Linked DNA regions of Homo sapiens: region 1 is linked to region 2. Evidence: read pairs that join two places in POLR2A ChIA-PET (ENCODE). Cell type or tissue: Panc1. All regions are shown on one strand. Each heading gives the region's core, and the rest is flanking DNA. Links, peaks and the distances in the headings are about the cores only. Region 1 has its middle 9.0 kb from the start of HMGA2. Region 2 overlaps HMGA2 (high mobility group AT-hook 2).

The links. Peaks named below come from ENCODE experiments on the same cell type or tissue, not always from the same donor. Only the 100,000 strongest peaks of a DNase experiment are listed, where the experiment ranks them.
Region 1: POLR2A ChIA-PET joins it to region 2 with 7 read pairs; 5 of 35 experiments call an interaction of 5 or more read pairs at or near these places.

Annotation. Positions count from the first base shown.
Region 1 is chr12:65,807,277-65,823,736 of GRCh38, reverse strand. It overlaps the pseudogene RPSAP52. Among named protein-coding and RNA genes, the nearest start is that of HMGA2, 9.0 kb to the left of the region's middle. RefSeq lists a silencer at 5,614-5,908. In Panc1, for the core only: no CTCF peak of the experiment used is centred there; no DNase peak of the experiment used is centred there.
Region 2 is chr12:65,914,978-65,931,437 of GRCh38, reverse strand. All of the region lies in intron 3 of HMGA2 (high mobility group AT-hook 2), which reads right to left. Among named protein-coding and RNA genes, the nearest start is that of HMGA2-AS2, 25 kb to the left of the region's middle. RefSeq lists a cis regulatory region at 1,175-1,188 and enhancers at 1,109-1,253, 4,502-5,012. In Panc1, for the core only: a CTCF peak has its summit at 8,177; no DNase peak of the experiment used is centred there; H3K27ac peaks cover 1,570 bases.

The DNA.
Region 1 (16,460 bases), core at 7,504-10,003, 110 kb after region 2:
ATTTACACACACACACATACACACAGGCACGCAGATAGACATGCACATTCGCAGACACATGCAAACAATGTGCACACACAGAGCGCCCCAGCTTCTTCATTGAACTTTTTTCTCCAGGAAAGACTAGAGGCAACCGAAGTTCCCTCCCCATCCCCCTCCCCGGGAATCCGATGTTCCCAGGGTAAAGGGCACCTTGTAGATTCCTAACACCACAATTGCACTCACTGCCCAACTCTCCCTTCAGTTTACCTCGATTTAACCTTCTGCCTGAGAACTCTCTTTCTGCCAAGTCCTAATTTTATGGCCTGGGCTGTTCTGAGTTATGTGAACACCATAATGGCCACAGTCCGTTTTTAAAAGGTGGAGTACATTTTTAAATGTACCTCTTTTCATCCTTGAATAACACAAAACTCTGAAAAAATTAGGTTCAGATTTTCACACATCACACCCAAAATTATTTTGGACTAATTCCAAAATAAAAACTTTCACCTGGGGAAGAATTTATTTTTTTCAAAGATACAGACCACCGTGGAATAAAAACGCCTACTTTGCAGCCCTAAGCAGGAGTTAGGCACCGCCAGGTTCCGCTGTGCATGTGGAGGAGGCGCGTGTAAATGTCTGCTTTGGCGCGGCAGCGCTGATTGGTCCGCGTTGCCATTTTAAATCCATTTCCAGCTGCCCTTTGCAGAGCTGGGACACTTTGCTGCACGTTGAGTGCTCTGCAGGAACCCAGGGTTTCTGCTGGGTCTGGGAACGCTTAGCTGTAATGGAGAGAGAGAGCCTCCATCCCTCCGGATGGAGCCCAGCAGCTGACTGGGGAGGGAGGGGTCTAACAGGAACCAAAGGTTTTCTGTCAGGGCTTGGCTCAAAGATGGTATCTTCATCAAAGGGATTGAAGTTTCACCTAACGATTACAGTGACATTTCCTAACTGCCAATCGTGCACATTTAAAAACTATCACATATTTGCACTGTGGTGTGCACATTTCACATACACGTACAAAATAGGTTTTTGGGTTTGTGTTGTTTGCTCACTTTTTGCCAGGAGTAGAGAGAAATTCTGAAGGTGAATGCAGGGGAGTCACTGAGGAGTTCAGCCAGCCAGTTTTGTGCTGTATACCTCATTATATCCTAGGATTTTTTTTTTTTTGGTAACGTGTACAGAGGTCAGCAAAGAGCAGATTCCAAAATTTTGTTTTTGCGTTAATCTTTGAATATAAGAGAAGCACAGAAAAATTGGGGGTGGGGGAATATACAGCCACTTGTTTTCAGGCTGCTATCATTTTGCTATTAGACTATTTGACCCCTTTTGAATTTATAACAAGGGTATAAAACAAATATTGTATCAAGTTCTACTTAAATCAATTTTATATATTTTCATTCTTTGGAAGCTGTATTTAATTTTTCAGAATTCTGTATACTTTCTGTAGGTGAAACATTAAAATTTGTTGTAATCTTTGAAATTATTGAGACTTTTACTATTCAAAAAGGATTCTCATATATTTTTAAAATAATGTTAAATGGTTAGATTTTATTTTTAAGGAAAGGAATTTTTTTTTTACATTTACATCTGAGGGTTTTTCCCCCAGTTTATGTTTCTCAACCATTCACTGCCTCTTCTTTATCACACCATATTTTACCCATGTATTCAAGGCTCAATTCTTCTTTCCAATTTGAAAACTTTCCAGGTAGTTTCTGTCCATATTCAATTGTGTCTTTTCTTCTTCTGCACCCACCATAGAATTAAGCAATTAGCACCTTGGTTGTATATGTTAACAAGGTTTTTAATTATCTGTGACACATGATGTAGATTAGTGTTTAGATCAGGTCAGCCCATTAGTGGGTGGTAAAATTAATTTAGCAAACCCATAACATCATTTAAAAAATAAGTAGACTAGGATTGAGAATATCACATGTAAAATTTCTGTCTTAGATATATAGTACATATGTATGAAAACTATTAAGATATATTGTATTTTCATCTTTAACATCTTGGAATTTGGGATGTATCTTAGAATTCAAGGTGTCTTAGCACTATGTTATCACATACTAGGTAGTGTCTTTTCTATTTTGGTGGTATACATGCTGCTATGGTTTGGCTCTGTCTCCACCCAAAACTCATCTTGAATTGTAGTTCCCATAATCCCTACGTATGGTGGGAGGGACACGGTGGGAGGTCATTGAGTCATGGGGGTGGTTCTCCCATGCTATTCTCATGATAGTGAGTAAGTGTTCACAAGATCTGATGGTTTTATAATGGGCTCCCCTCTTTACTCAGCTCTCATACTTCTCCTTCCTACTGCATTGTGAAGAAGGTGTCTTGCTTCCTTTTTGCCTACTGCCATGATTGTAAGTTTCCTGAGGCCTCCCCAGCCATGCAGAACAGTGAATCAATTAAACCTCTTTCCTTTCTAAATTACCCAATCTCGGGTATTTCTTCATAGCAGTGTGAGAATAGATTAATACACATGCTTATATGTAAATTTTATGTATATTCCCAGAAGACAGGTAGCATTTCAAGCACCTCTTTTTTTTTTTTTTTTTTTTTGCACTAGTCTTGTCTAGGTAGTGTTCTGTTCATGATAGACTTCTGGTAGTTATTAATTTATTACAACAACGAAGGTATCTATAATAAATTTACTATTTTAAAGAACATGCCATACAGGATGAGAAAAGCGTTAGATATACTAAAATACCTTTGGCATTCTTTTAACGAAAGAAAGATGCATCTGTGACAAGGAGATTTAAGTTCTCATATTGCACTTTATCAATGACATATTGACACCTTAATACATTCACAAATTAAAAAGAATTATTTAAGGATTTACTCAGATTATAACTGATTAATCATGAATATATTTCATGTGTAATTAAATGCAGATTTATTATAATCAGGTATTTTGGAATTGAATCTATATAAGGTCACAGAAAAAAATTATAACTAATATTGATCGAACAGAATGCATAGCACTCGTGTGTGTGTATGTAAATAGAAGTTTAGTAAAGTACAATGTAAACACATAGGCTAGGTGAAGTGGCTCATGCCTGTAATCCTAGCACTCTGGGAGGCCGAGGTGGGAGGATCACTTGAAGCCAGGAGTTCGAGACCAGCCTGGGCAACATAGTGGGACCCTGTTTCTTCAAAAAATAAAAAAATTAGCCAGGCATGGTGATGTGCACCTATAGTCTCAGCTACTCGAGAGGCTAAGGTGAGAGGATCACTTGAGCCCAAGAGGTCGCAACTACAGTGAGCAATGATGGTACCACTGTACTTCAGCCTGGGTGACAGAGTGAGACCCTGTCTCAAAACACACACACACACACACACACACACAACAAAACAAAGCAAAATAAACACATAATCTGGCCTTCAGAGCTTTGCATTCTACTTTGGCTGAAAAACATTTCATGTGTTTTAATATAAGGTCATTCGCACTGCTCAAACCCACAATTTAGAAATTATGTCTTTAATAATTTATTATTTAATCATAATTGTGGGCCGGGCGCAGTGGCTCACGCCTGTAATCCCAGCACTTTGGGAGGCCGAGGCGGGTGGATCCCGAGGTCAGGAGATCGAGACCATCCTGTCTAACACGGTGAAACCCTGTCTCTACTAAAAATACAAAAACGTGGTGGGCACCTGTAGTCCCAGCTAGTTCGGAGGCTGAGGCAGGAGAACGGTGTGAACCCGGGAGGTGGAGTTTGCAGTAAGCCGAGATCGCGCCACTGCACTCTAGCCTGGGTGACAGAGCAAGACTCCATCTCAAAAAGAAAATAATAATAATAATAATAATAATTGTGTCTTTAATGCTTAATAGTTAATGAAATGTAGGAGAGATTATCTCTAAGAGTTTCCCTACAGTATCATCAAGAACAAATATATGCTGCTAAATTAGTTTTGGGGTTTTAAATTCTTTCAGATAGGCTTCCTAGTCCTGTAGTCAGAGGATCACCAAACAAAATAAATTTGTCCACTCATTCATTCAAGAAACATATGTTGAGTTGAGTTGATTTTGCAGAAATCTCACCTGTTATTCTCTCAGGACTCAGAAATGTAATTCATCTAAAACTAGAGAGAATCTCTATTAACACAATTAGGTCTTCATTTAAAATCTATTTACTTATCACATTAAGTCTTCCAGTACTCTCCTCTGTCCAATCCATCATTCATTCAGCCCTATTTATTGAGCACTTAATACATGCTGGGATTCACAGAACATTCCTTTCAACAAAAGTCATGGAACCAGAACAGAAGTGGAGGAGTTTCATGTCTGCCTTTCATCTATTGACATTGTATTATCAGCCCCAAGCAATCTCGGTCTCCATATATTATCAAGCAGCTTTGGGTAGCAGGAAGAACATGGGCTTTGAAATCAGATTTAGGGACAGGAGGTGTAGTAGGCAGAATGGCATCCAAGATCTTCTGCCTCGAGGTGTACATGAGTACATAATCACTGGCTGGGCTTCACTCCTGTGACTAGGTTGTATTACCTGACATACTGGCCTTAAAACAGGGAAATTATCCAGAGGAGTCATACCAAATGTGTGTTTAAAGCAGAGAGTTTCCTCTGGCTCAAGAAGGATTTGACTCATACCATAGCTTTTTGAAGATGGAGGACATGGGTGGCAAGGAATGTGAGTGGTTTCTAGGAGCTGATGGCAGCCCAGACCAACATCTAACAAAGAAATAAGGACCTCTGTTCTCCAATCACAAGGAACTGAATTCTACCAACAACAAGAACAAGCTTGAAAGTGGAGTCTTCCCCAGAGCCTTCAGACAATAGCACAGGCAGGCCGACACCTTGATTTCAGCCTTATGATCCCTGAGTAGGAACCCCAGCTACCCCATACCTGGCTTCTGACTCACAAAACTGTGAGCTATTAAATGGGTATTTTAACCATATTTTAAGTCATTAAGTTTGTGGTAATTTGTTATGCAGCCATTGAAAACTAATACAGGAGGGAATCTAGTTAAATAAACTTCCTCTCCTTTCACCATCCGTGAAATGTCACCAAGCTCCAAAGCACAATGACTTTATCTAGAATTTATCTGGAAATGCCCCACGTGGTCGCATCACTCCTACCAAGCCACCTGCCCTGTCTCTTTGCGGTAATTGGGTAGTAGTGACCAGCATCATCTTGAATTGCTTTCCATCCTTCCCTGCCTTTTTTTTCGTTTTTCCTTACTTTCACTGCCTTGAGTGTGTACTTCTCAAATAAAGCATAAGGATTAATCCTTACCCAAGACTCTTGTTTGCTCAGGAACCAGACTAAGGCACCCAGAAATTCAAACTCAGTGTCTGTGAAACTGAATTGATCATCTGTGGTGGTTTAAGAACATGTTTGTAAATTCTTCAACATTCTTCCCACAAAGGGTGAAATCTAATTTCCACTCTTCTTAAACGTGGGTCAATTTTACTAACATGCTTGTAATAAATAAAAGGCAGTAGAAATCATGCTGCATCATTTTGGAGACTAGATACCACAAGGCTACAAACACAGATAATACAATTGCTGCCTTGATCTCAATCTCTCCCCGTGCCTCCTCCTGCCACCTTGGAATTCCTGAATGTGAGAAGCTTAGCTGCCTTGAAGCCACCATGCTGGAGAGACCTTGGGCAGAGGCCACACAGAGATAGAAATGCCAAGGAGCCCTTGCTGTGACAGGTCTCAAACATTTATCTTCCCATCAGCTGCCTGATAAGTGAGTGCATGAACATTCAGATAATTCCAGGCCCCCACCCCCAACTGCCTTTAAGCCACCCCAAGCAGATGTGAAGCAGAACAAAGAGGAGAGACCCCTGCTGAGCTCTGACCCAAGTGCAGATTTAGGAGTAAAACACATGTTGTGTTAGTTCTTCATTCACTAGGTTTTTGGGTGAATTGTTACATAGCCATAGAAACTGGCCCATAATTTTTTCCCCAAAACGATTTTCTTTTCTTACCAATCATTCTTATCCAGGAATCGCACTTAGCTAGGAATCAATCTAGATCCTTCTCTTTCCACATCAAATGATCACCAAGTCCCTCTAATTCTGCCTTCTAAATATTTCTTGACTCTACTTCCCACCCCACTGTCACTGCCTTAGTTAGGGCTCCCTCCCCTTCTCTTTTGGATTACTTCACTATCTTTCTCCATGGTCTCCTAGCTTTCAGTCTTACACTGTAAAAATCCATTCTTCACTGCTTTTAGAAGGATTTCTTTCTTTTTCTGATCAGTTATTGTTATTGTTCTTTTTCTCTTATCACAACTGTAATAGAAAATGCATTGTTGAAAATGCATGCGACAGAAAAGTAAAGACAAAAATTCCCCAATTATCACACCACTGAGAGAAAACTCTAAAACTATTTTAATCCTTCCGGACTTTAAGTGAACAAATACAGGTTCATACTGCACATTAGAATTTATGACTTATTTTTGTTGTTGTTGTTTGTTTTGTTTTGTTTTGTTTTGAGACGGGGTTTCGCTCTTGTTGCCCAGGCTGGAGTGCAATGGTGCGATCTCGGCTCAGTGCAACCTCCGCCTCCTGGTTCAAGCCATTCTCTGTCATGAACAGTCAAATGTAATTCTTAATTGATAAAATATTCAATCCATGCATGATTGGCAAAAGTTATAATGTGACTGGCTTTTTAGAAAAATCAATGAATTTTATTTTTACAGCACTTTTAGGTTCACAGCAAAATAGAGTGGCAAGTACAGAGAGTTCCCATATATTCTGTGTCTCCACATACATACAACCTCCCGACCTATGTATATATACATTGACACCATTTGTTACAATCCATGAACCTACACTGAAATATCATTATTGCCCAAGGTCCATAGTTTACAGTAGGGTTCACTCTTGTGGATGTACATCCCGTGAGTTTTGACAAATGTAGAATGACACGTATCCACCATTGTAGTCACATACAGAATAATAGTTTCACTGCCCTAAAAATCCCTATGCATTGCTCGTCATCTCCCCTCCCACCTAATCTCTGTCAGCCACTGATATTTTTACTGTTTCAATAGTTTTTGCCTTTCTAGATTTCATAAAGTTGGAATCACACCATATGTATCCTTTTCAGATATGCTTCTTTCAGTTAGTAATATGCATTTAAGTTTTCTCCATGCCTTGTCATGGCTTGAGAGCTAATTTCTTTTTAGCACCAAATAACATTTTATTGTTTGGATGTACTACAGTTTATCCACTCACAAAGTGAAGGATATCTTGGTTGCTTGCAAATTTTGACAATTATGAATAAATCTGCTATAAACATCCATGTGCCAGTTTTTTGTGTGTGTGTGTGTGAACATAAGTTTTCAATTCTTTTGGGTAAAGAACATGAAGCACAATTGCTGGATTGGTAAGAGTATGTTTAGCTCTGTAAAAAACTGCCAAACTGTCTTCCAAAGCAGCTATACCATTACCATTTTGCATTCCCACAAGCAAAGAATGAGAGTCCCTGTTGCTCCATCCACATCCTTGCCAGCTTTTGGTGTTACGAGTTTTGAATTTTGGCCATTCTAATAGGTGTGTAGCGGTATCTGACTGTGGTTTCAATTTGCAATTCCCTAATGACACATGATGTTGAACATCTTTTCATATGCTTATTTGCCATCTGTATATCTCCTTTTGTGGTCAGGTCTTTTGCCTATTTTTTAGAATAGGTTTTTTTTTTATTTTCTTATTTTTGAGTTTGAAGAGTTCTTTGTATATTTTCAATAAGAGTTCTTTATCAGAAGTGACTTTTGCAAATATTTTCTCCCAGTTTGTGACTTGTTTTCTCATTTTCTCGACATTGTCTTTTGCAGCACAAAAGTTTTTAATTTTTGTAAAGCCCGGATTATTCATTATTTCTTTCATGGATCATGCCTGTGGCATTGTGTCTAAAAAATCATTGCCATACTCAAAGTCATCTAGGTTTTCTCCTATGCTATCTTCTAGGAGTTTTATAATTTTGCATTTTACATTTATTAATAAATCAGAGATTTATTTTAGTTAATTTTTGTGAAAAATATAGGGTCTGTATCTAGATTTATTGTGTGTGTGTGTGTGTGTGTGTGTGTGTGTGTGTGTGTTTAATTTCAATAGTTTTTGGGGAACAGGTGGTGTTTGGTTGCATGGAAAAGTTCTTTAGTGGTGATTTCTGAGATTTTGTTGCACCCGTCACCTGAGCAGCGTACACTGCACCCAATGTATTGTCTTTTATCCTTTAACCCTTCCCTCCTCCCCGCCTATCCCCAAAGTACATGATATTATTGCTATGCCTTTGCATCCTCATAGCTTAGCTCCCACTTGTAAGCGAGAACATATAATGGTTTTCCATTCCTGAGTTACTTCGCTTAGAATAATGGTCTCCAACTGCATCCAGGTTGTGGCTTATGCCACTATTTCATTCTTTTTCATGGCTGAGTAGTATTCTATGGTGTGTGTCTGTGCATATATATATATGTCACATTTTCTTTATCCACTCGTTGGTTGATGGGCATTTAGACTGGTTCCATACTTTTGCAATTGCTAATTGTGCTGCTATAAACGTGTGTGCACATGTTTTTTTGCATATAATGACTTCTTTTCCTCTGGATAGATACATAGTAGTGGGATTGCTGGATCAGATGGTAGTTCTACTTTTAGTTCTTTAAGGAATCACCATACTGTTTTCCATAGTGGTTGTACTAATTTACATTCCCACCAGCAGTAAAAGTGCTCCCTTTTCAGAGCAGTCCCACTGGATTCTTTTTTTTGGCGGGGGGAGGGATTTGGACATCCAGTTTTTCCTGCACCATTTGTTGGAAAGATTATCTTTGCTTCATTGTACTGCCTTTGCTTCTTTGTCAAAGATCAGTTGGCTATATTTATGTAGGTCTATTTCTTCACTCTATTCTGTTCCATTGTCTGTCTTTTTTTTTTTTTTGAGACGGAGTCTCGCTCTGTCACCCAGGCTGGAGTGCAGTGGCGCGAACTCGGCTCACTGCAAGCTCCGCCTCCTGGGTTCACGCCCTTTTCCTGCCTCAGCCCCTGGAGTAGCTGGGACTACAGGCGCCGGCCACCACGCCCGGCTAACTTTTTTTGTGTTTTTTAGTAGAGACGGGGTTTCACCGTGTTAGCCAGTATGGTCTCGATCTCCTGACCTCATGATCCGCCCGCCTCAGCCTCCCAAAGTGCTGGGATTACAGGCGTGAGCCACGGCGCCCGGCCTATCTGTCTATTCTTTAACCAATATCACACTGCTCTGATTACTGTAGATTTATATAAAATAGGATTATATCAAACTAAAATGCTTCTGCAGAGCAAAGGAAACAATCAAGAGTGAAAAGACAACCTACAGAATGGGCGAAAATATCTGCAAACTCTCCATCTGAAGGGATTAATAACCGGAATATATAAGGAATTCAAACAATGCAACAGCAATAAAACAAATTATCCAATTTTAAAATGGGCAAATGATCTGAATATACATTTCTCAAAAGAAGATATACAAATGGCCAACAGATGTATGAAAAAATACTCCACTAATCGTCAGGGAAACGCAAGTCAAAACCACAATGAGATATCATCTCACACCACTTAAAATGCCTGTTATCAAAAAGACAAAAAATAACAGATGCTTATGAGGATGAAGAGAAAGGGTAACTCTTGCACATGGTTGGTGGGAAAGTAAATTAGTACAGCCATTATGGAAAACAGTATAGAAGTTCCTCAGAAAACAAAGCAATTCTATCTGTTTTTGCCTCATGTATTTTGATGCTCTGTTGTTAGGCACAAATACATTAAGAATTGTTATGCATTCTAGGAGAATTGACCTATTTGTTGTTATATAATGCTCCCTTTTAAAAGATAACTTTCCTTGCTCTGAAGTCTGCTGTGTCTGAAATTAATATAGTTACTTCCTCTTTCTTGTGATTAGTGTTAGTGTGGTGTATCTTTCTCCATCCCTTTACTTTTAATCTATGTTTTTTTATATGTAAAGTGGGTTTCTTGTAGATAACATATACTTGGGTCTGTCTTATTTTTTGATCCACTTTGAACTTTTAATCAGTGCATTTAGACTATTGCTGTTCAAAGTGATTACTGATGATATAGTTGGATTAGTATCTATGATATTTGTTACTGCTTTTTATTTGTTGCCCTTCTTTGTTCCTATTTGGTCTTCCACTCTTTTTCTGCCTTTCATGGTTTTTTTTTTTTTTTTTTTTTTTTTTTTTTTTTGAGACGGAGTCTCGCTCTGTCGCCCAGGCCGGACTGCGGACTGCAGTGGCGCAATCTCGGCTCACTGCAAGCTCCGCTTCCCGGGTTCACGCCATTCTCCTGCCTCAGCCTCCCGAGTAGCTGGGACTACAGGCGCCCGCCACCGCGCCCGGCTAATTTTTTGTATTTTTAGTAGAGACGGGGTTTCACCTTGTTAGCCAGGATGGTCTCGATCTCCTGACCTCATGATCCACCCGCCTCGGCCTCCCGCCTTTCATGGTTTAATTGAGTATTCTGTATGAATCTATTTTGTCTCTTTTCATAGCACATAAATTGTACTTTTTTTTTTTTTTTTTTTGGAGACGGAGTCTCGCTCTGTCACCCGGGCTAGAGTGCAGTGGCGTGATCTTGGCTCACTGCAAGCTCTGCCCCCCCCCGGGTTCACGCCATTCTCCTGCCTCAGCCTCCCGAGCAGCTGGGACTACAGGCGCCTGCCACCACGCCCAGCTAATATTTTTGTATTTTAGTAGAGACGGGGTTTCACAGTGTTAGCCAGGATGGTCTTGATCTCCTGACCTCGTGATCCACCCACCTCGGCCTCTCAAAGTGCTGGGATTACAGGTATGAGCCACTGCGCCTGGCCCATAAATTGTACTTTTTAAACTTTTTCTTACTTGCAATATACATTTACAATAAATTCAAGTCCACTTTCAAGTAACACTATACCACTTTATGGGTAGTGCAGGTACCTTACAATAACAAAACATCCCTAATTCCTTCCTCCCTTCCTTTTATTGTCTCCTACTGTTATTTGCTTTATTTACACATAAGAATATATAAGTATGTGTGTAAATATATATATGCAAATACACAGTTGCTTGCTATTTTGAAGAAACTGTTATCTGTTAGATCAACTAAAAATAAGAAAAATAAACGTTTTAATTTTACTTTCACTTATTCCTTCTCTGATGTGCTTCCTTTCTTTATGTAGATCTGAGATTCTGAGCTCTATCACTTTCTTTCTCCCTGAAGAGATCTTTAACATTTCTTGTAAGGCAGTTCTACTGGCAACAAATTCCCTCAGCTTTAGTCTGTCTATGAGTCTTTATTTCTCTTTCACTTTTGAAGAATAATTTTACAAGGTGCAGAATTCTAGGTTGACAGATTTTTTTTTTCTTTCAGTGCTCTAAATATTTAATTCCACTTTCTTCTTGCTTGCATGGTTTCTGAGAAGTCTGATGTAATTATATCTTTGCTCTTCTATGGGTAAAATGTTTGTTTCCTCTGTCTTCTTTCAAGACTTTTTCTTTATCTCTAATTTTCTGATGTTTGAATATATTATAGCCAGGTGTAGTTTTTGTTGTTTGTTTGTTTTGAGTTTGGGTGGGTTTTTTTGTGTTTGTCCTTGGTGTTCACTGAGCTTCCTGGATTTGTGGTTTGGTGTCTGACAATACCTTGGGGAAATTCCCAGTCACTATTGCTTCAAATATTACTTCTGTTTCTTTCTTTTTTTGCTATTCCTATTATGTGTTATGTTACACCTTTTATAGTTGTCCCACAATTCGTGGATATTCTGTTCTGGTTTTTTTGAATCTTTTTTCTATTTGCTTTTCTGTTTTGGAAGTTTCTAATGTTACATCCTTAAGTTCTGAGATTGTTTCCTCAGTCATGTCTAGTCTACTAATGAGCTCACCAAAAGCATTTTTTATTTCTGTTACAGTATTTTGATCTCTAGCATTTCCTTTTTTATTCTTTTTTTAGAATTTCCATCTTTCTGCTTACATTATAATCTGTTCTTGTATACGCTCTACTTTTTTCATTAGAGGCCTCTACTTACTTATCATAGTTTTTAAGAATTTTTCATTTGATAATTCCAACATTCCTCCCATTTCTGACTCTGGCTCTGATGCTTGTTCAGTCACTCAGACTGTGTTTTTTTGTCTTTTAGTGTGCATTGCCATTTTTGTTGAAAGGTGGACATGCTGTACTGGGTGCAAAGAACTGAGGTGACTAGACCTTCAGTAATGTAATCCTAAGGTGTGAAGGGGAGAGAGTCTTCTATAGTCCTATGATCAGGTTGCACTTTTTGGTGAGCCTGTGCCCCTGAACTGAGTGCTTCTCCCTTCTTTCCCCTGCCTGTTAGGTGGAGCAGGATGGCTATAGGAGGCTGGGGTTATTTTCCTTCCTTCAAGTAGGTTAGGCTCTAGTAAGACCCCGATAGATTGGATTCCAGTTAATAGTTTCTCCTGAGAGCAGGCCTTGTTAGGGACAAAATGCTGTTGCAAGTTTCAAAATGGGTTATTTTCCCCTTCCCTTGCCAGAAGCATGAGAAGATTTTTCTCAGATAATCACTGTGAAGACCTGGTAGAGATCCTTTACATAAAACTCACAGAAGTGTGGACAACCCCATGGCTGGAACCCCATGGAGTTTTTTAACTCTTAGGCTAGCATACTCTGAGCCTCCAGCAGTTCATCAATTATAGTTCATGTTTTCCCATCCTGGCACTGGTTCCCATTATCTCCCTATTCCCACTCTTGGAAATAATCCCTAGAACTTCCTAGAGCAGAGGTGAAAAACACTGGGTTAGGAAATAACTTTATACCTCTGATTCTAACTTATAATGGTAGATAACCCTCAGTTACAGATGAATATTGGCTTATACATTTTTTTTCTATGATACCCAATAAAAGTATTGGGAGAAAACCAGATTTATCACCTGAAAATATTAAAATAAAAATAAAATCACTTATCATATTTGTATCATAGATGAATGATTATTGTATATTTTAAGTGCAACAAATGTGTTGTCACCAAAAGGAAAATTTTAGTCTGTTCCATCATTTTCTATTTTTTGATAAAGTGTTCACTGTAACTGTTATCTCTTGTAGTACTAATAAGAAGCAGTAATAAGTGGTAAGTAGTAATAAGTAGTAATACAAATGAATGAGACAGTACCCATTTGGTGCCAAGCTTTTGGGAGAGAGAAGCAAAGTTTGGGAAGAAGCAAAAAGAAGAAAAACAAAAACAAAAACAAATCAGACCTGGATGTGAGTTCAGACTTCAAAGTGTTTACCAACTGGCCAGAGTTGCATGTACATAAGTCACTATAATTTAAACCAGAAAAATATAATTACTATCAAGTATGTGCTGAGTGAGTTCAAGGAAAAAGAGATTTCCCATGTTGTGGGGATTAAGGAAGGCTACTTGGGAGGAGTGGTGTTTTGAGAAGGCCTTGAAGGACAACTAGACACAGAGATGGGAGGACAGGGATTTCAAGCAAAGGGAGGATTATGAGAAAAGTTGCTGAAATACAAGCCCAAATGCATGTGCCAGGAGAGGTTTTACTGTATTAGTCAGATGCCAGCTGGAAATAATTCACTGCAGATGGTTCTTGTGAAGGCACTAGAATTCAAGGACCATGTATAGAGATTGGACAGGGTTATAAGAATAAAATAGAGATGTTAAGGCACCTAGATATTGGCAGCAATGGAGAGCCATTATCACTCTAGGGCTTAAGGGGTAAGGGGAAGAAATCATGTTGAAGACCCAGTGAGATTTGGAGCCCTGGAGGAGGAGCTACCTGGTAGTAGCTCAGGTCAGGAAGCAAGTGGCCATTGCCAGAAGGGAAGCACCAAAGCAGGGCAGTGGGAAGAAATATCCTGAAATTTTTCTCTTCCCACTCTTGCTTCCTTATGCCAGTGCATCCCATTGGCCAAACTTAACAAGCAGCTAACAAGCAAGGGGTTCTGGGTAACTTGGGCTACCAGCATCACCCTCTAGGTAGGGCACAGAGCAGGGCAGAGAAGGATGAAGAATAGATCTTGGGTGGCCAGTTAGTGGTAAATCAAAGAATAATCATGAGATGAAAGATTAGAAGTTTAGAGACAGCTTTGGAACATCTTAATTACCACACTAAGGAGTTTGTAAATTACTTGATAGTTGGTGCAAAGGTACTGACGCTTTATCAACAAGATAGTGACAAAACAAAAACTCCAGAAGTGAGTATGCCAGCTGAGTCAGAGTTCCATGTGTTATCAGTGTTCATGTGCCTTCTTCCATTCTATGTCCCAATTCTTTGCATCTGGTTTTCCTTGCTGTGATCACCTTATGGTTAAAGTATGGTCACTCCACCTCTAGTTTCATATCCATGACCTAGACAAAGCAATACGAAGAAAATGACAAGGACATTGAATTATCTTCAATGTCAGGGACAATGACGAGGAAACCAAATTTTTCCAGAAGTCTACAACAGAGTTTCACCACAGGGTCAACCCCAGCTGCAAGTAAGGGAGGCTGGGAAAAAGAACATTACCAGAAAAAAATCACCTGTTTTTCTTTTGTTTTGTTTTTGTTTTTGTTTTGAAAAAAAACATTATTGCATAGCAGCTAGCAGCATTTGATACAAAAGAGGAGTAGGCTTGATGGGAGAAAGACACTGTAATTCTTAATCATTTGGTCTTTTAATAATTCTAAATTTGGGTGTTGTTGCCTCAAATGGAGAAGTTGGGAAATGAGTTCTTAGGGGAATTAAGAGAGTTTCTGAGATTTGAGAGACATGGAATTTTGAATGACATCAATTTATAATAATAACATAATGGCTAAGCAGTGCTGGAAACTGAGAAAGAGGATGGAACTGGGGACAGGGAATTGAGTGGTAAAGTAGACTGGATTACTGTTTCCACTCTTCCTTACTTAATACAATTATACACTCTTGCCCTTTGCCACTGTGAGCCACTGTTTACTTACTGGCTTCATTGAAGTTGGGTTTGGCAACATGAACTTTTTGGACAAAGGTTTGACAGCAGAAATAACAAGTGCCAGTCCCAGGCCACAGAGTATTTCTGCTTGCTGCTTGAGGTTCTGAGATCCCCTGTGAGAAGAGCATGCCTGGTCCTAGGTTGAAGACACATGAAACAGATCAGAACTACTGCCAAGCCAAGCCCAGTAGAACCACAGTCAACTTGCAAACCCATAAGGAAGAAATATATGCTTATGGTTCAAGCCAGAGAATTTTGAGATTGTTTATAGGCAATACTATTGGAGCAGAAGCCTAATTCATACAAGTGGTCATTCTAAAGAACACAATAATATATACAGCAGCTCCCCACCAACTAGGATGACTATGATTAAAAAGGGAGATGAAATAAGTGCTGGTGAAGATATGGAGAAATTGGAACATTCATAAATTGCTGGTGGGAATGTAAAATGATGTCGCCACTTTGGAAAACAGTCTGGCAGTTCCTTAAAATGTTAAAAGTGGAATCACCATATGACCCAGCAATTCCACTCCTGGACATACCACCAAGAGAAATTAAAACATACATCCACGTAAAAGCTTATGCATGAATGCTTATAGTGGTACTATTCATAATAGCCAAAAAATGGAAATAGCACAAGTGTCCACCAACTGATGAATGAATAAACTCAATGTGATGTTTCCATACAATGGAATATTACCCAGCAATAAAAAAGGAAAGAAGTACTGACACATGCTACAACGTGAATGACATTACGCCAACTGATATAAGCTAGACCCAAAAGGCCACATGCTATATTATTCCATTTATATGAAATGTCCAAAGTAGGCAAATCTATTGATACAGAAAGTAAATTTGTGGCTTGGGGATAATAGGAGGAGGGATGAGGAGTGATTGTTAATAAGTGAAGGATTTCTTTTTGGAGTGATGAAAATGTTCTAAATTGATTTTGGTAATGGTTTCACAACTGTGAGTATACTAAAAACCAGTGAATTGTATACTGTAAATGGGTTAAGTGTATGATATATCTCAATAAAGCCATTTAAAATGAAGAACAAAGGATGAAGCCACAAACCTACCAACAAAACACATGCTGTGACCTGGGGGGCCGGCAATTAACCAGTCAAACCCTCTCACTTGATCTTGATTGTGACAGGTGCCATGTGTGGTTGCAAAAGCTTGCTGGGGTTATATGGGGTGCAGCCTTTGTCAGACAAACAGATTTTCTCTATGAGGTACCAACCTGCCTATATAGGGAAAAGGCATATATTCATGGCCTCATTAGCACCAGGCTTTAACTCAGTGGTTTCCAAACTCTTGGAAAAAAATATTTATTTAATAACATACACAAGTTCTACTTGAATGAATTCTCATCGTAGAACATTCAAAAATTGAGAAATAGTTGGAGTAAAATGTAAAAGTACCTCTTTACCAGCCTCCCAAGTCTACATATTATCCTCCCCAGAGGTAATGACTGGAAACAGTTCATGTATACCCTTCTAGTTCTTTATTCCAAGCACTTACATGT
Region 2 (16,460 bases), core at 7,308-9,807:
TTGATTGCTTTACATAGTTGTGAGATGATGGTTTCGGGAGGGGGTAAAGAAGGAAGTTCCAAAATGTGAATGGTATTTAAATCTCTTAAATTTTTTTCTTCAAAGGAAGAGAAAAAGAATGAAATTATGTTTTCCCTCTTCAACAAGATGGCTTGCAGAATGGCTGTGGGCAGAAAAATAACTTAAAAGAATATAAAGACCCAGTGACTTGAGTCCCTTTCATGAAATATGTGGGTTAAAAAAAATCCAATAACCATAAAACAACCTTTTCTTTGATGCTGAACAAAAAACAAGCTTGAAATTTAGTGCTGCTGAGCAAATGAATGAAAAATACAGATGTCTTTTACCTTCAGCTCAACGCAGATTTGCCATCTGAACAGCTCCATGCTTAATTTAACTCTTTGTATGACTGATCATATCAAAGCATTTAGTTAACAGCAAAGGTTTAAATTGAAACTTAAAAATATACATTTTTTCCTTCCTTTTTTCCTGTCTTAGTGAATTAGAAAGTTCAGCTGCACCATATCCCTTTTCTTGTCCTCCCTGAATTACAAAACTTTAACACATAAAAGCAAAATATGTATGTCTTTTCCTGGTATCGTAATCTAGTCTGATTTTAAAAATTAAGATATCGATTGTTTTATTTAAAATGTAGGACCTTGATGCTATTTTAATTTTCCAAAGTCAGCTCGTAATACCAATTTCCCCAAAGGTCAAAAACAATATATTAAGGAAATACCACCTGCTACTTAGAGCTTGCACAGGAAATTTGCATTTCCACTTTGTAATGCATTATTTAGGGGGAGGAAATGACAGCCTGCTTCATTATCCCAAGGCGCAGAATCCCAATAGCTGCAAAGCAGCAGACAAAAAGCAAAAGAGGCCGGTGTCCATTTTCCCACCAAATATCATGGAAATTACAAATTCAGTAGGAGAAGCCAAAAAGCATGTGTTGAAAAATGCCAAGCTCCCCGCAAACTCTCTCTTCTGTCCCCATGAAAGCCAGGCTTGCCTGCCAGCCCACTTGAGTTGGGCTAGTTCCACAGAGGGGCAGGTACGGGCCCTGGGCACATTTTTCAATCTTTTGTAAATAGTCCCTGAAGGATTAAGGTGGTGGTCATGGCCGTACCCTTTAACCTGCCTCAAAGAGTGAGGGAGAGCTCATGGAGCTTGCCTGTCCAAAGTTCAATAGACCCTTTCTAAAGTTTTATTTACACACCAAACAAGGTTGAAGATAGATTACTTCCTACTGTCTAGCTCACAGGAAAGAAGCATTCTGTTCAGATATAATATATACATTAAGAAACAAAGGAGTTGCTAAAAGCTTCTCCTCTTGTAAGCATTCAACTATACTGGGGCTTACAATATATTCTACTCTGAAATAGGCAGCTTTTCTTGAGTGTATCATCTCTGTCCTCTTTCTTCTCATCTTTTTCTATCTTTCATGGTTTCCCCCCTCTACAGTTCTTACTTCTGTATATAAAAACCTCTATTCCTCGCCACATATCCCATACTTAATATGTGTGACTATTAAAGCCATCTGTCTTGACACATTACAAAAATGCATTCAACTTATCAGTGATTTTATCTCGGTAAGGGCAAACAACCAGTTTATCCAATTGTTTTTCCCCAGTGAGTCAACTGAATATCCTCTTTAAAATGAGGTATTTTCAGTTGAATTTAGTTTAAAATTGAGTAGAAATGAGCATTCACCAAAGTGTTTCGTGTAAGGTGCTTCCTGTGCTTGAAGAGTTGGTGTAAGGTTTTGTCATCTACCTGTGTAAATTAGCTCCTTAAATATACATCTCTTTATAGATGAGATCACCTCTCAAGTGCCCTTCTAGCTTAAGAATTCTGGGATTCGGGGTTTAGGGATAGGTCTTCTGCAATCTAAACACTCCCTTTTTAAATTTGCAGATTTCTAAAATATATATATGATATATATTACATATATACATACATATGTATGTATATAAATATCTAATACATATATACATAGGTCTCTTTAGACATATCAAGTCGATACTTTTTTTTCAATTTTTTAAAACAAGTAAGTGTTTAAAATTAGGATTACTTCCTTTTATCTTCAAAGAGGAAAGGTTTTTACATTTTATAGTCATAATGCACTAAGAACAAACAAAACAAAACTCCGCTTTAAAAATCAAGTATGGGAAGGCTGCAACACTGAACTATAGAGTATGGAAAACATGAGGAAGTCTTGTTACTCAGAGAAATGGTTTGACAAACTTTGGCCAGAGAACAGTCCTCAGTATTTATGTAGGAAGGAGTTTTGAGAACAGAGAAATGTAGAACTTGTCTGCACAGTATCCAAACACCTATACAAAAACTTGGCCACTTCTCTGAATATTTTAATTGCGATTCTAAAAGTTTGCTGTGCATAGACCAATTCTTAAAATGGTAAGAAGGTTAGAAAAAAGGAAATCCCAAAGTAAGATACATACATACATACATACATACATGCATATATACAGTACACTACATATATAAATATATATGTACTCTTTGTCTTTGCATCCTTTATATATGTGTAATCTTTATACGGATATAAATACAGCCATGCACCACATAATGACGTTTCACTCAACAATGAACTGCATATATGGTGGTGGTCCCAGAAGATTATAATGGAGTTGAAAAATTCCTATTGCCTACTGACATTTTGATCATCCACACCCTATGTGTGCCTAGGCAAATGTGTGTGCTATGTCTTAGTTGTTAGCCAAAAAGTTTGAAAATTAAAAAAAATTAAAATTTTCAAAATAGAGAAAAGCTTATAAAGATATAAAGAAAAATATTTCTGTACAGCTACATAATGTGTTTGTGTTTTAAGTGAAGTTTTATTACAAAGAGTAAAAAAGTTAAAAAAATTTAAAGGTTATAAAGTAAAAAAGTTACAGTAAGCTAAGGTTAATTTATTATTGAAGAAAGAAAAATATTTTTTATAAATTTAGTGTAGCCCAAGTGTACTGTGTTTACAAAGTCTGCATAGTGTACAGTAATGTTCTAGGCTGTCACATTCACTCACCACTCACTCACTGACTCACCCAGAGCAACCACAACTTCCAGTCTGGCAATTTCCATCCATGGTAAGTGCCCTATACAGGTGTACCATTTTAAAATCTTTTATGCTGTATTTTTACTGTACCTTTTCTATGTTTAGATATGTTTTGATACACAAATACTTACTATTGTGTTACAATTGCCTACAGTTTCAGTACAGTAACATGCTGTACAGGTTTGTAGCTTAGGAGCAATGGGATGCACCATTTAGCCTAGATGTGCAGTAGGCTGTACTATCTAGGTTTGTGTAAATACACTCTTTGATGCTAACACAACAATGAAATTGCCTAAAGATGCATTTCTCAGAATGTACCCCTATTGTTAAGCAATGTATGATTGAATATATATCTTTATAAAATATATAATATATACACATATATACATACATACATATATATATATATATACTCACATACATATTTTGGGTGACAGAAATATGTATGTATATACATACATATATACATACATATTTTATATATACATACATATATAAAAAATATATATACACACACACACACACACACAGATACAAAGAGAGAGAGAGACAGAGAGAAAGAGACAGACCAATAAGCCTTTATTTTCTATGAGGACAGGTATTTGTATTACCTGAGGACAAGAGAAGTTTGTATTAATCCAGTAAAGATATTTGGATAGCCGAAAATACAATTAGCTGTAAATCAGGGTTCTGGTTTCTAACCCATTTCCTGCTTCTAATAATTAGCTACAAGATCTTGGGCAAGTCTCTGGAACTTGCTAGGTTTCCATTTCTCCATCTCAAATGGAGATCACTGTGATAATTTGTGATTTTATAAAACGTAAAGAAGAGTTTGTCCCTGTCTTCCTCAAAACTGAACTAATTACCAATTTTCTATCACACAGCCACTTAAAAGTGAAGAACTGTCTTTTCCAGTGTGGTTTTTATATTTGGCAGCAAAACCAAACATCTAGTGGAGGCAGAATATGGAATCAAAAGGCACACGTAGCCTTTGTTAAAGCAGCAATTCATCTCTTCAGAAAGTTGTGATCCCTTCCTGGAGCCTGGTATGGCCGTGGATGGTAGCTCACAGGATTAAGTTTCAGAAAATAGGCTTGGTTTTTCTACCATGAAGGGAATAAATTCAGTTCCTATAAGTGTAGCAATTAATGGGCACCCATGGCCATCCCACTATGAGGGGAAAGGGGCCATTTTGTAAAAAAACAATCCAGGGCTGGAACTCAGTTTGAAAATGGTGTTAAGTTGTGCGTTTAAAATGAGTGATAAAACTCCCGTGTGTTGAAAGAAGGCCATGAAACACTGCAACTCCTCCTTGCTTTGCAAAAGAGTAACATCCACGCCATTCACCTAGGAGTCTCCAATGATATACCCTCCTCCCATTACACTTAAGTGGCAAAAAGACCCCTGATTACTGCATGGTAACAGTGATCAACATGGTCACGCAGAAAAGCACTTTTTTTTTCCTTTCCTGGAATGAACAGCGTGCTGCTTCTGGAACTGGAGGCTGCATTTCTGTCACCCAAACCTCTCTCAGAGCTGTGTGTGTTGTGAGACAGCTGAATGTCTCACTGAATGTTTCCTGTGACAATGAGGGTGCTTCAGAGCTTCCCACTGCTGCCACAACCTTTCCTTTGTGATCTTCATGGTTAATGAGACTGTAAACCAGCATCCAAATCAGCATTTGCTGATTGAAAGCAGGTTTAAAGGGCGAAAGAAAATGGTAGTGGTTTAATGATTAAACAACTTTTTACTGCTAAACATTTAAGTTGTTTTAATGTCTAAATCAATACACTTGCAGGATGCAAACTGCAATTAGGTGGAAACAGAACTTCACACTCTTGCAGTTAGAGAAAAACTTGCTACTATCACTTTAAGTGTCAAACTTGTGAACTGGCCTTGAAAGCCTCTCCTCTGCCTCCCTCTCCCCACCTCCGAGGCATTAATTCTATAGAGACGAAGTTAAACACTTAATTTGCAAAACTACTGAGAAGTAAATTTCTTGTTCCAAGGTAACTGGAGTAATTGCCAAATGCAGATAAATCCTCCCCCTGAGTAGGAAGCCCCACACTGTTTTGAAAACAATTCCTAGACTTTGCCCCTGTTGAAGCTGATTGAATGCTCAACCACAAGACTCCACTGTTGTTATCTCTCGCTTACTGCTTTTAGGGGCGGAGTTAACACTTTTCAAAAATCCGAGCTTCCCTAATAAATACAGGGATTTAGTGAAGATTTTGATTGTCTGGGGTTGGCATTCCTGAGGACAGAATAATTTATTTTGCTCTAAGCAGGTGTGTTATGAGAACAGAGGCTATGTTGATAAGAGATCCCTGGGAGCTGGTAATATATTATCTTCTGTAATTTCTTCCAAAAATAGACTTAATGGAAAGAGGATGCATAATATACCCCCTCTCAAAGGAAGCGTTCCCCAATACAACAGAAGCAGTCATTCTAAAAACAGCTTTATGGCTCTGCAGTCAATAGCTCTATTTTCTCCCCTTTCACAACTTCCTTCCTTCTGCTATGTAAGAACTTATGTGAGGGCACACACACATTCACGTGTCAGTGCACACAACTGAAAATGCCCGAGATCCGCATTCTCTCAAAGATCTGCAAGATCATCGAAAACTTAATGATCGCTTGACATGACTTAACCTGATTAATTGATAGTGCTTTTCATTTTATTTCATTTTTTACTCCAACTCTGATCATGTACAACCATGAATTAACCTTGCATTTAATTCAGTTCAGGGAGCAATTTCCAAATGCCTACTATGTTTGAAGTGCCGTATTAGACACAAAGATATACAGGAAACGATGTTCACAAAATATAGGCTGTAAGCAGAACACTTCCCCAAAGAAAAAGATGGCACCAAGAGCAGAATCGGAACTCTGGTGTCCAAATTGCTCCTAATTAAACGCCTAAGCTGCAAGTCAGGTTACTTGGTCAGGCTAAGTTCTTGGAACTAAAAATTGCCTAAGATGTTTTCCTTAGCTACTTCACAAACTAGAAGTTCCTCCTGCTCAGGACCACCCAAATGCTTATTAGAAATTGTCCAAAAGTCAATTTTTTTCAAATTTGGGACACGTTTGAGCGAACAAAAGATATGAAGAATAGTTAGAGTCACACCTGGTGGCAAAAACTTATAACCTAAAATGTAGCATCTTTACTTTAGAAATTGTAGAAAAGATACTTTTGAGCTACTCAAAATTAATTGAGTTTTTTTATTTATAAAAATATTTTAACAATTCAGAAAGGAATTTCACATTTGAGGAATACCAGGGTTTAATAAAAGACAGTAGATGGAAACTTTTAAGGAGGGTCTGCTTGGAAGCTTCTGGGCATTTTCAAGGGCTGGAAATTTCTTTATTCTGTTAAATTTTACCTCAGAACATATGGTTTCTCTCTTCTCTGATAGTTTTATTGCCAGCCCCACTCTAGAAATATGACAGAACGGCAGAAGAGGGATGGAAGAAAATAGGAAGACCTGTTCTGAAAGGCTGGGAGAGAGTTGGAAGGCCTCAGGAAGTTGCCAAAGACTTCACAATTACTTTTTTTGTTTTTTTGGAGACGGAGTCTTGCTCTACTGCCAGGCTGGAGTGCAGTGGCAGGATCTCGGCTCACTGCAACCGGTGCCTCCTGGGTTCAAGTGATTCTCCTGTCTCAGCCTCCTGAGTAGGTGGGACTACAGGCACGCCCCACAACGCCCAGCTAATTTTTGCGTTTTTAGTAGAGATGGGTTTTCACCATGTTGGCCAGGATGGTCTCGATCTCTTGACCTCAAGCCATCCACCTGCCTCAGTCTCCCAAAGTGCTGGGATTACAGGCGTGAGCCACTGTGCCTGGCCAACTTCATAATTACTGATATTTAGAGTGACTTCAGGGATGTGTGTGTCTGTGTGTGTGTGTGTGTAGGGAGGTCTTGCGGTAGGCTGAGGCAACACAGAGGCAGAGGACAATTGGTGATTTGTAACCCCACAGCATTTACAAAATTTGAGTCCCTCTTCCATATTCATTTTACAGCCCAGAAATTAATAACATATTTGAGAAGTTGGGACTATCTTCAGATACAGCAAAAAGAACAATGGGATTAGAAGTCAGATGAAGAAATATTAAAATAATTTTATATTCTAAGTTGGTTCATTTTAACTGGGCTTCAATAACATGAAGAAGAGTAGGAAGTGGGTAAAGCTTCCACTGCCCTGAATAAGCCAAGACAAGATGGACCTTCCCTACCCTAAGAGGAATTTAAGTCACTATTAAATAGTATCCTTCCCAAGGTGGGCTGGGGGTGGGTCAGAGAATGACTTTCCTGGTTTTTTTGTTTGTTCTTTTGTTTTGTTTTGTTTTTTTGAGATGGGGTTTTGCTCTTGTTGCCCAGGCTGGAGTGCAATGGCGTGCTCTTGGCTCACTGCAACCTCCGCCCCGCCAGGTGCAAGCGATTCTCTTACCTCAGCCCCCGAGTAGCTGGGATTACAGGCATGTGCCACCACACCCAGCTAATTTTGTATTTTTTAGTAGAGACGGGGTTTCTCCATGTCGGTCAGGCTGGTCTCGAGCTCCCGACCCCAGGTGATCCACTCGCCTCTGCCTCCCAAAGTGCTGGGATTACAGGCATGAGCTGCCGCACCCGGCGAGAATGACTTTCTTACGGGTGATAAAGTCTGGCATCTCCAATCAGAGCCCTAGAGCTCCCATTTGAAGCCAGAAAATGGCTCTTATGTTGCTGTCCTACCATACTCTTCTAGGTTCCCACAGGGTACAGGAGCCTACAGGAGCTTCCATTATTCACTAAGTTGTTTGATCTTCAGCCTCAAAATATATTTTGTTGGACTGGTCCAGTGCTGTAGCTGGCAAGGGGAGCTCACTACTGTACCAGCTTAGTCCCTGAAAGCCCAGGAACTGACAATAGTCTGAATGTAACACAGGGAAGCCCCTAGTGGGTGGTGAGTGTTCCTTCATCAAAGAAACATTCCACTTCCTCATTCTCTCCCCTAACCCCCAGTCTTCAGAACATCATTTTATATAAATCATAAAAATGGAGCTGCTCTCCTTTGGGAGTGGGAAAGGACCCAGAACCATGTTCTTTTATTTCTTGAGGGGTCTTCTTTAAGAATAGCCATAGGGATTTTTTTTTCTTCTTTTTTTTACTTGATTGGGCCCAAGTTTACCAACTAAATTAGCAGGAGGACCACGCTGCCCTTCTTTGGGGCACAACAATTGGTGGGGATGAGCAGCTTCCCCTCGTTTCCAATTGAAGAAACTAGGGAAATGGTCAGGCAATGAAGTTTCCCAAGGTTGGTGTATTAGTCCATTTTCATGCTGCTGATAAAGACATACCCAAGACTGGGAAGAAAAATGTTTAGTTGGACTTACAGTTCCACATGGCTGGGGAGGCCTCAGAATCATGGTGGTAGGCGAAAGACACTTCTTACATGGTGGTGGCAAGAGAAAATGAGGAAGAGGCAAAAGCGGAAACTCCTGAAAAACCTATCAGATCTCATAAGACTTATTCACTATCATGAGAATAGCACAGGAAAGACCGGCCCCCATGATTCAATTATCTCCCCTGGGTCCTTCTCACAACACATGGAAATTCTAGGAGCTACAATTTGAGTTGACATTGGGTGGGGACACAGCCAAACCATATCATACTGCCCCTGGCCCCTCCAAATCTCATATCTACACATTTCAAAACCAATCATGCCTTCCCAACAGTCCCCCAAAGTCTTAGCTCATTTCAGCATTAACCCAAAAATTCACAGTCCAAAGTCTAATCTGAGACAAGGCAAGTCCCTTCTGTGTATGAGCCTGTAAAATTAAAAGCAAGCTAGTTACTTCCTAGATACAATGGGGGTACAGGTATTGGGTAAATACAGCCATTCCAAATGGGAGAAATTGGCCAAAATAAAGGGGTTACAGGGCCCATGGAAGTCCGAAATCCTGTGGGGCAGTCACATTTTAAAGCTCCAAAGCGATCTCCTTTGACTCCAGGTCTCACATCCAGGTCATACTGATGTAAGAGGTTGGTTCCTACGGTCTTAGGCAGCTCCGCCCCTGTGGCTTTGCTGGGTACAGCCTCCCTCCCAGCTGCTTTCATGGGCTGGTGTTGAGTGTCTGTGGCTTTTCCAGACACATAGTGAAAGCTGTCAGTAGATCTACCATTCTGGGGCCTGGGGGATGGTGACCCTCTTCTCACAGCTCCACTAGGCAGTGTCCCAGTTGGGACTCTGTGTGGGGGCTCCAACCCCACATTTCCCTTCCCCATGGCCCTACCAGAGGTTCTTCACGAGAGCCATTCCCCTGCAGCAAACTTCTGCCTGGGCATCCAGGTGTTTTCATACATCTTCTGAAATCTAGGTGGAGGTTGGCAAACCTCAATTCTTGACTTCCGTGCACCCACAGATTCAACACCACTTGGAAGCTGCCAAGGCTTGGGTTTTCCACTCGCCAAAGCCACAGCCCAAGCTGTACGTTGGTTCCTTGCAGCCACAGCTGGAGCTGCTGGGACACAGGGCACCAAGTCCGTAGGCTGCACACAGCATGGGGACCCTGGGCCTGGCCCACAAAACCACTTTTTCTCCTGGATCTCCAGGCCTGTGATGGGAGGGGCTGCCGTGAAGGTCTCTGACATGGTCTGGAGACATTTCCCCCATGGTCTTGGGGATTAACATTAGGCTCCTTGCTACTTATGCAAATTTCTGCAGCTGGCTTGAATTTCTCCTCAGAAAATGAGATTTTTTTCTTTTCTATCACATAGTCAGGCTGCAAATCTTCCAAACTTTTATGCTCTGCTTCCCTTATAAAACTTAATGCCTGCCGGGCGCAGTGGCTCACGCCTGTAATCCCAGCACTTTGGGAGGCCAAGGCGGGCGGGTCATGAGGTCAGGAGATCGAGACCATCGTGGCTAACATGGTGAAACCCCGTCTCTACTAAAAATAAAAAAATTAGCCAGGCATGGTGACGGGCACCTGTAGTCCCAGGCTGAGGCAGGAGAATGGCGTGAACCCGGGAGGCGGAGCTTGCAGTGAGCCGAGATCCTGCCACTGCACTCCAGCCTGGGTGACAGAGCAAGACTCCGTCTCAAAAAACAAAAACAAAAACAAAAACTGAATGCCTTTAACAGTACCCAAGTCACCTCTTGAATGCTTTGCTGCTTAGAAATTTCTTCTGCAAGATACTCTAAATCATCTCTCTCAAGTTCAAAGTTCCACAAATCTCTAGGGCAGTGGCAAAATGCCACCAGTCTCTTTGCTAAAAATATAACAAAAGTCACCTTTGTGCCAGTTCCCAACAAGGTCCTCATCTCCATCTGAGAACACCTCAACCTGGATTTTATTGTCCATATCACTATCAGCACTTTGGGCAAAGCTATTCAACAAGTCTCTAGGAAGTTCCAAACATTCCCACATTTTCCTGTCTTCTTGTGAGCCCTTCAAACTGTTCCAATCTCTGCTTGTTGCCCAGTTCCAAAGTCGCTTCCACATTTTCAGGTAGCTTTTCAGCAATGCCCCACTCTCCTGGTACCAATTTACTGTATTAGTTAGTCTGTTTTCACGCTGCTGATAAAGACATACCTGAGACTGGGAAGAAAAAGAGGTTTAATTGGACTTACAGTTCCACATGGCTTGGGAGGCCCCAGAATCATAGCGGGAGGCGAACGGCACTTCTTACATGGCAGTGGCAAGAGAAAATGAGGAAGAAGCAAAAGTGGAAACCCCTGATAAACCCATCAGATCTTGTGAGACTTATTCACTATCACGAGAATAGCATGGGAAAGACTGGCCCCCATGATTCAGTTACCTCCTGCTGAGTCCCTCCCCTAACACATGGGAATTCTGGGAGATACAATTCGAGTTGACATTTGGGTGGGGACACAGGCAAACCATATCAGTTGGTAATAGGAGAATTGCACCTAAAATACGCATTCTAAACAAATCTACATGTTCCTTGTCTTTTTCTCTTTTTTTATTCTAGATTTTCTATTATATTTTAGTAGGCCCTTGATGTTTTTGAGGACTTGGCAAGCCCCCAGATTCACAGTCTCTAAACTTAAGAATCCAGGAAATAGTTCACTCAGGTTTGGAGATCTCTCCTGAAACTGTATTACTATCTAGAGGCAAGCGTTTCCTGTGCACATCCTCAGACTGCAAGTTAACTCCTTTTCCAGCTTCTACCCCGGACTCATCTCTCACTTCACGGCTATTTTCACAAAGAACTCCCCCACCACTAAAAAATGGTTTTGTTTCTTTAAAAGAGTTACTATGTAAACTCAAATTAGGAAACAAACAAGTCATATTGGGACTACCAGCTATGTATTGGCTCACTTCATCCACAACTAAATGATTTTCTCCCAAACATCAGCTTCCCGGAGCCAGAATTCAACTTTGTGCACAAGAAAAGTGACAAATTACTAAATGTCATGGACTTCAGAGTCCATCTTTCGTCATTAAAAACTGGTTGCCTGAGGCCCAAGGTGTTCTTTGTAAGAAGCTTTGAATCCTTTGTGGATTGAGGAAAAGCAGGATAATATTAAATAAGCCACAAATAAACAGCAAATCTGAACACCATCTGGTGAAAAGATTTGTTATATTATGTGATTCATATAGCTATTCTGCCACCTATTTGATTCCACTGCATGTCCTTCAGTGGTATTGATGGATTCACAGACATTGTAATTCTTATCAATTTAATGGCAAGTAATAGAACATGCTATATCTTCTCACGTGGTTCTCTTTATCTGTCTTCCAGAGTGAGAAAATGGCAGATTTACATAAATGTTTAAGAATTATTGGATTAGCCTTTGAAATAACATTACATGAATTTAACATTTTTCTTAAATTCTTATTTCATTGGCAAAAATCTGCCCTGGCATCACCTGCACTTACTACTAAAGCATCTCTGCATTCACCCACTGTTATGAAAATCAGGCAAGAGCAGAATAGGAAAGTGGGTCCAATGGGACTACTACCATTTTTTTTTTAAAGTAGATATTTTGCTTAATTTACTTTTGCTTTCTTTTGAGCCAAGAGCTCATGGACTACTGCTGTATTTTCATTAGTGATACGGTTTTATGTATCATTTAACAAGTACACCAAAATGCCAAATGTATATGTTAGGGTGAGTAATAAAGACTGGTTTTTCAGGGCGCCAGTCCATATTTTTTATAGTGCTTTCTGTCTTCCATTTTCAGGACTTAGCAAGTCTATGCTGCGCAATGTTCCCAAAGGGATATGGCTGTAAAATGTGTGAGGTCTGATAAATGTTCTTATCTGATGTTTGCCCATCTTCTGTGGGAAAATTCTATTAGATGAAACAAGACTGTCTAGACCTCCCTTTTCTTTTTCATCCTGCTGAGAGATTTATCAGAACCGTACCCCTTCCCTCCTACAGAAACATTTTTTTACATCTCAAGGTGCTTTGAAAATTGTAGTCAGCCCACTGGTATCTCCAGCTCTACAACATCATTCACCTCACTCCTAAAAATAGGAAATACTGCCAGGAAATGGATGCAAACAATTCTTACGTATTTAATAAAATAAGTAACATTGTTACCTTTTCCAGCTATTTCTCTGTTGCCCTTATGGGAGCATCTGTGGTAGAGCATTAAAAAGTTACATACAGATGTCATCCATAAGACTATTTTCAGACTCTCCAGCCTCCTGAAATTTGTCAACACCATTCATCTTGATCTTTACCAAAATCTGAGTTTTGTTTCTTTTCTTAAAAGTTTGAGAAAAGTGCATTCAGGTGTTTTTAAAGCATAAGAAGGTGAAAATTACATTTTTGATGTTTTCAAGGCCATTTTTCTTATTTATGTCATCACTGCATACAAAGTGTCTGAAAATAAAAAAGTTGAAATTTTCCAAGCATTCAACATAAAAAAACTTACAGATTAACTGTAGAACTATTTCCCAGTTTCAAAATTAATTAAACGCCACCACCAAGTTTTCTCACCAGCCCTGCTTACATTTCCTATGTGCACATCTCCCCTTTCTAACCAAGCTCCACTTCTCTTTATAAGTCCTTCCATCACAAAATTAAAGGAACATGTGATTTCCCTCCAGAACGACACTGCCTTTAATTCTTCTGCAAATGCTGACAGGTACTCTTACGAAAATGAAACCAAAAAGAGGTGAAGGAAGAGACAGAGAAGCATATTTCAAATCATTTTGACCCATTTCTTCATTTTGCTAAGATTAGGAAGGACATTTTGTGGAGCTAACTCAAAAGGCCATTTCACAAGCACTTCACAAGGGCATTTCACAAGAGGGTCTTTGAGAGAGAGGGCTTTGAGTAAATTACTTAGAAAATCCAAGTTTAAAAGCCTACTCTGAGTGAAGAATGGATGTTTTAGTTTGACTTATCAAAACTGGATGTTTTCACTGACTACATTTCTAGATAATTCTTCACTTTTATAAATTACTGAAAACCTGCTTTCTTTCTCTCCACCTGTTATCAAGAATAAAGTAAATGCTTGTAGAATTGTATTAGGTACTAAAGAGATACACAATAGTAGTTCTTGTCTTTACTAAGAAACTTAAAGTTTCATCACAGACACAAGATGAATGTCAAAGAAACAACTAGAGATACGAGCAAAGTAAGGGCCAAACCCACAGATCTAGGGCTCCACAACTGCACACTCCAGGAAACTCCAGCCTTTTTCAGTTCTTACTGCTCTTTCCTTCCCCCTTCTGTCTCTTCCTTGTCCTTCTTTTTCTCAATTCCTTTTCTCCCTTCTGCCTGTTTTATGTGTTTGGCCTGTCAGTGATGCTCACAGGCACTGTTGAGTACTCTGCTTTATGAAAACGCCCATGTTTCTATATCTGCTTACTTGCTTGATTCAGTCATTCCCTCATTCCCTCCCTCATTCGTTAAACCAACACTGTCTTATAAAGCTCTGTGCTAGAGAGCATGGAGGAAACAATCCAGACCAGATCCAGATTAGGCCCTGGTTTCACCTCTCTGCAGTCCTAGCTTTTGTCATTTGCTTTTATGGAAGCTGTCAAACACCATGGCTTCTTACTTAACTTCTTAGCGGCAATCCCGTTCCAGGGATCTGTGCTGCCTTCTCAACATTCTCACGGCCTCAGTGGCAGGGACCTTAGGCCCTGGGACTCCTCAGATATTTCTGTCTGCTTTTTCTTCCTTCTTTTAACTTCTCCCCCTCCCTCCATGCATTACCACTTAGTGCCCCTGGGGTTCAGCCAGGGGCTCCTAGCCCATCTTTTCCTTCTCTACTTATTCCCTTAGTGCAGCCATAAGGATTCAATTACCACCTATACTCAGATGAGCCCCAGATTTCCATCTTCAGCCCTGACACCTCTTCCTCTTTTCAGTCCCTTATTTCTCAGTGTCTACAAAATATATAGGCTAGACATTTCATTGCCATCTAAAACAAACGTGTCAAAACCAGATTTTATTCTCTCTCCACCCAAAGGTGCCTCTGCGGGCTACCTCACATAAGCGGCCCAAGTGCCGCTGCCCCAGCTGCCAAAGTCTACCTTCACCAGCTTCCTCTTTCTATTTATTGTCCGCTTTTCCCTGCATCCTTCCCTCAATTCTTCTACTAAGCCCTAGTAACTCTTTCTCTCTATTATTTTCCCAGACCCAAGCCTTCAAGGCTATTTCCATAGCCAAAGAACTCTTCTGGATATTAACTATCTCAAAGTCAAAAAACATATATTCATACACTCAAAAAAGTAGTAAACAGGAAAAGCTTCTTGGGGCATCCTGCACATCCTAAGACTGATCAGGAATAGTTCCTGTCACGTGTTTTCTAGTGATTTATAAAGCATTAAAAAATGCTTCAAGCTGGAGTTATATGCGTATTGTTTAAGCTTTTCTATTTACTTAATAGTTGTTTTTATATTATGTTCCCAGAGAGGTACTGGCCTAGCAGACACATTAGAAATAAATGCAGAAAAATGCAGACAAGATAAATGTAACAATGGAATTTCAAGCATATCCATCAAAAGACCTATCTGCAGTCCAGTACATCATGCTGTCAGGAAATTTTGCCTCTGGCTTATCTTCAAGTTTTCCACTTCTTAATCTTCATCCCTTTTTACACACTTTTTTATATTAAAGTATTCTTCTACCTCCTTGAGATGAATGTAAGAATACCTATCAGTTACTGAACATGGAACCAGCTGCCTCAGACTTGCAGCTTCATTGATCACCAGAACCAATTTGGTTGAGCCCTGGAAAATGTAATGGTCCACTGCACTCCCTTACTGTTCTGTGGGGGACTTGTTCAAAGTTGTGGGCCTAGTATAAAAGGATCTTCTTTTCTGGCAAGGATGACAGCACGGTACTCCTCTTAGAACGACTGGACTCTCACCTCCTAGGAAGGTTATTAGTGTGTAGATTATTTAAGACTGATGGTCACCCATTCCCCCTTTCCCTCCAGTACCCTGGGTTAGGTCATTTGGATGCTCAGTTAAGTCATCTCTAGAGGCGTGGTAGAGAAGAGGGGGAAGCAACGTTAATATGAATTAACTATCTTGATTTTGCCAATTTGCTATTACTAAGAATCTGTTAATAGAATGTGGACATTTTAAGCAAAATCTATTTGGGTTAATACCCAAATGTCCAAAATTTAAACCCAAAGAGTAACTCCACAAAACAAAAAAATGTAAGTCAAGGTAGGTATTCAAAGGTGCATCCAAAGAAATAGCTGGAACTGGCAGAAGTCATGGCAGCCCATCTGAAGCTGGGAATGAAATGTTACTGACAAACTGCACAGAGGATAAAAGACACAGGAAAATACCAATGGAATGAGAAAGGAAAGTCATGTGATATTACATGGCACTGAAGAGACAGAGACAGTGAATACTTTTTAAGCATCTGTTTTATGAAATCAAACCACACCATAGCCACACTGTGATTTCTGCAAAAAGGTGGATCCCTGTACGAGAGTAACTGGAGTTCAGCCCACCCTCTACTCTCTAAGCTGTCCCCGCAGGCATGGCTCTGCATGTGCCTAGAGTGAGTACTTTTTTCAAATTCGTACAAGGGTGCCATATGGGGTAGCAGTGAAACTACATCTTGGGATGCAGACTTCAGTTGGAAACATAAGAAAGAATAAGCCAGTGTTTTGAAATGATCTAAAAGACACCTGATAGGTTTCTATATCGGAGAAAGCCACACATAAGGCTCATAGATGTAATGGACAATTCCTCAAGGTGAAAATAACATGAAGAGCTATCCTGGACTCCTCCAATGACAATTCAGTGACTCCTTTTGGTACTGTTTCCCAGAGATGTTTTCTTCTTGGAGCTGGTTCTTGGTAGTAGATTGTCCTGTGGATATGACATCAGGATGGGGCATATGGCATGAATACCTCAGAAGAGATCTAGTGATGGAACACTAATAGACATTTT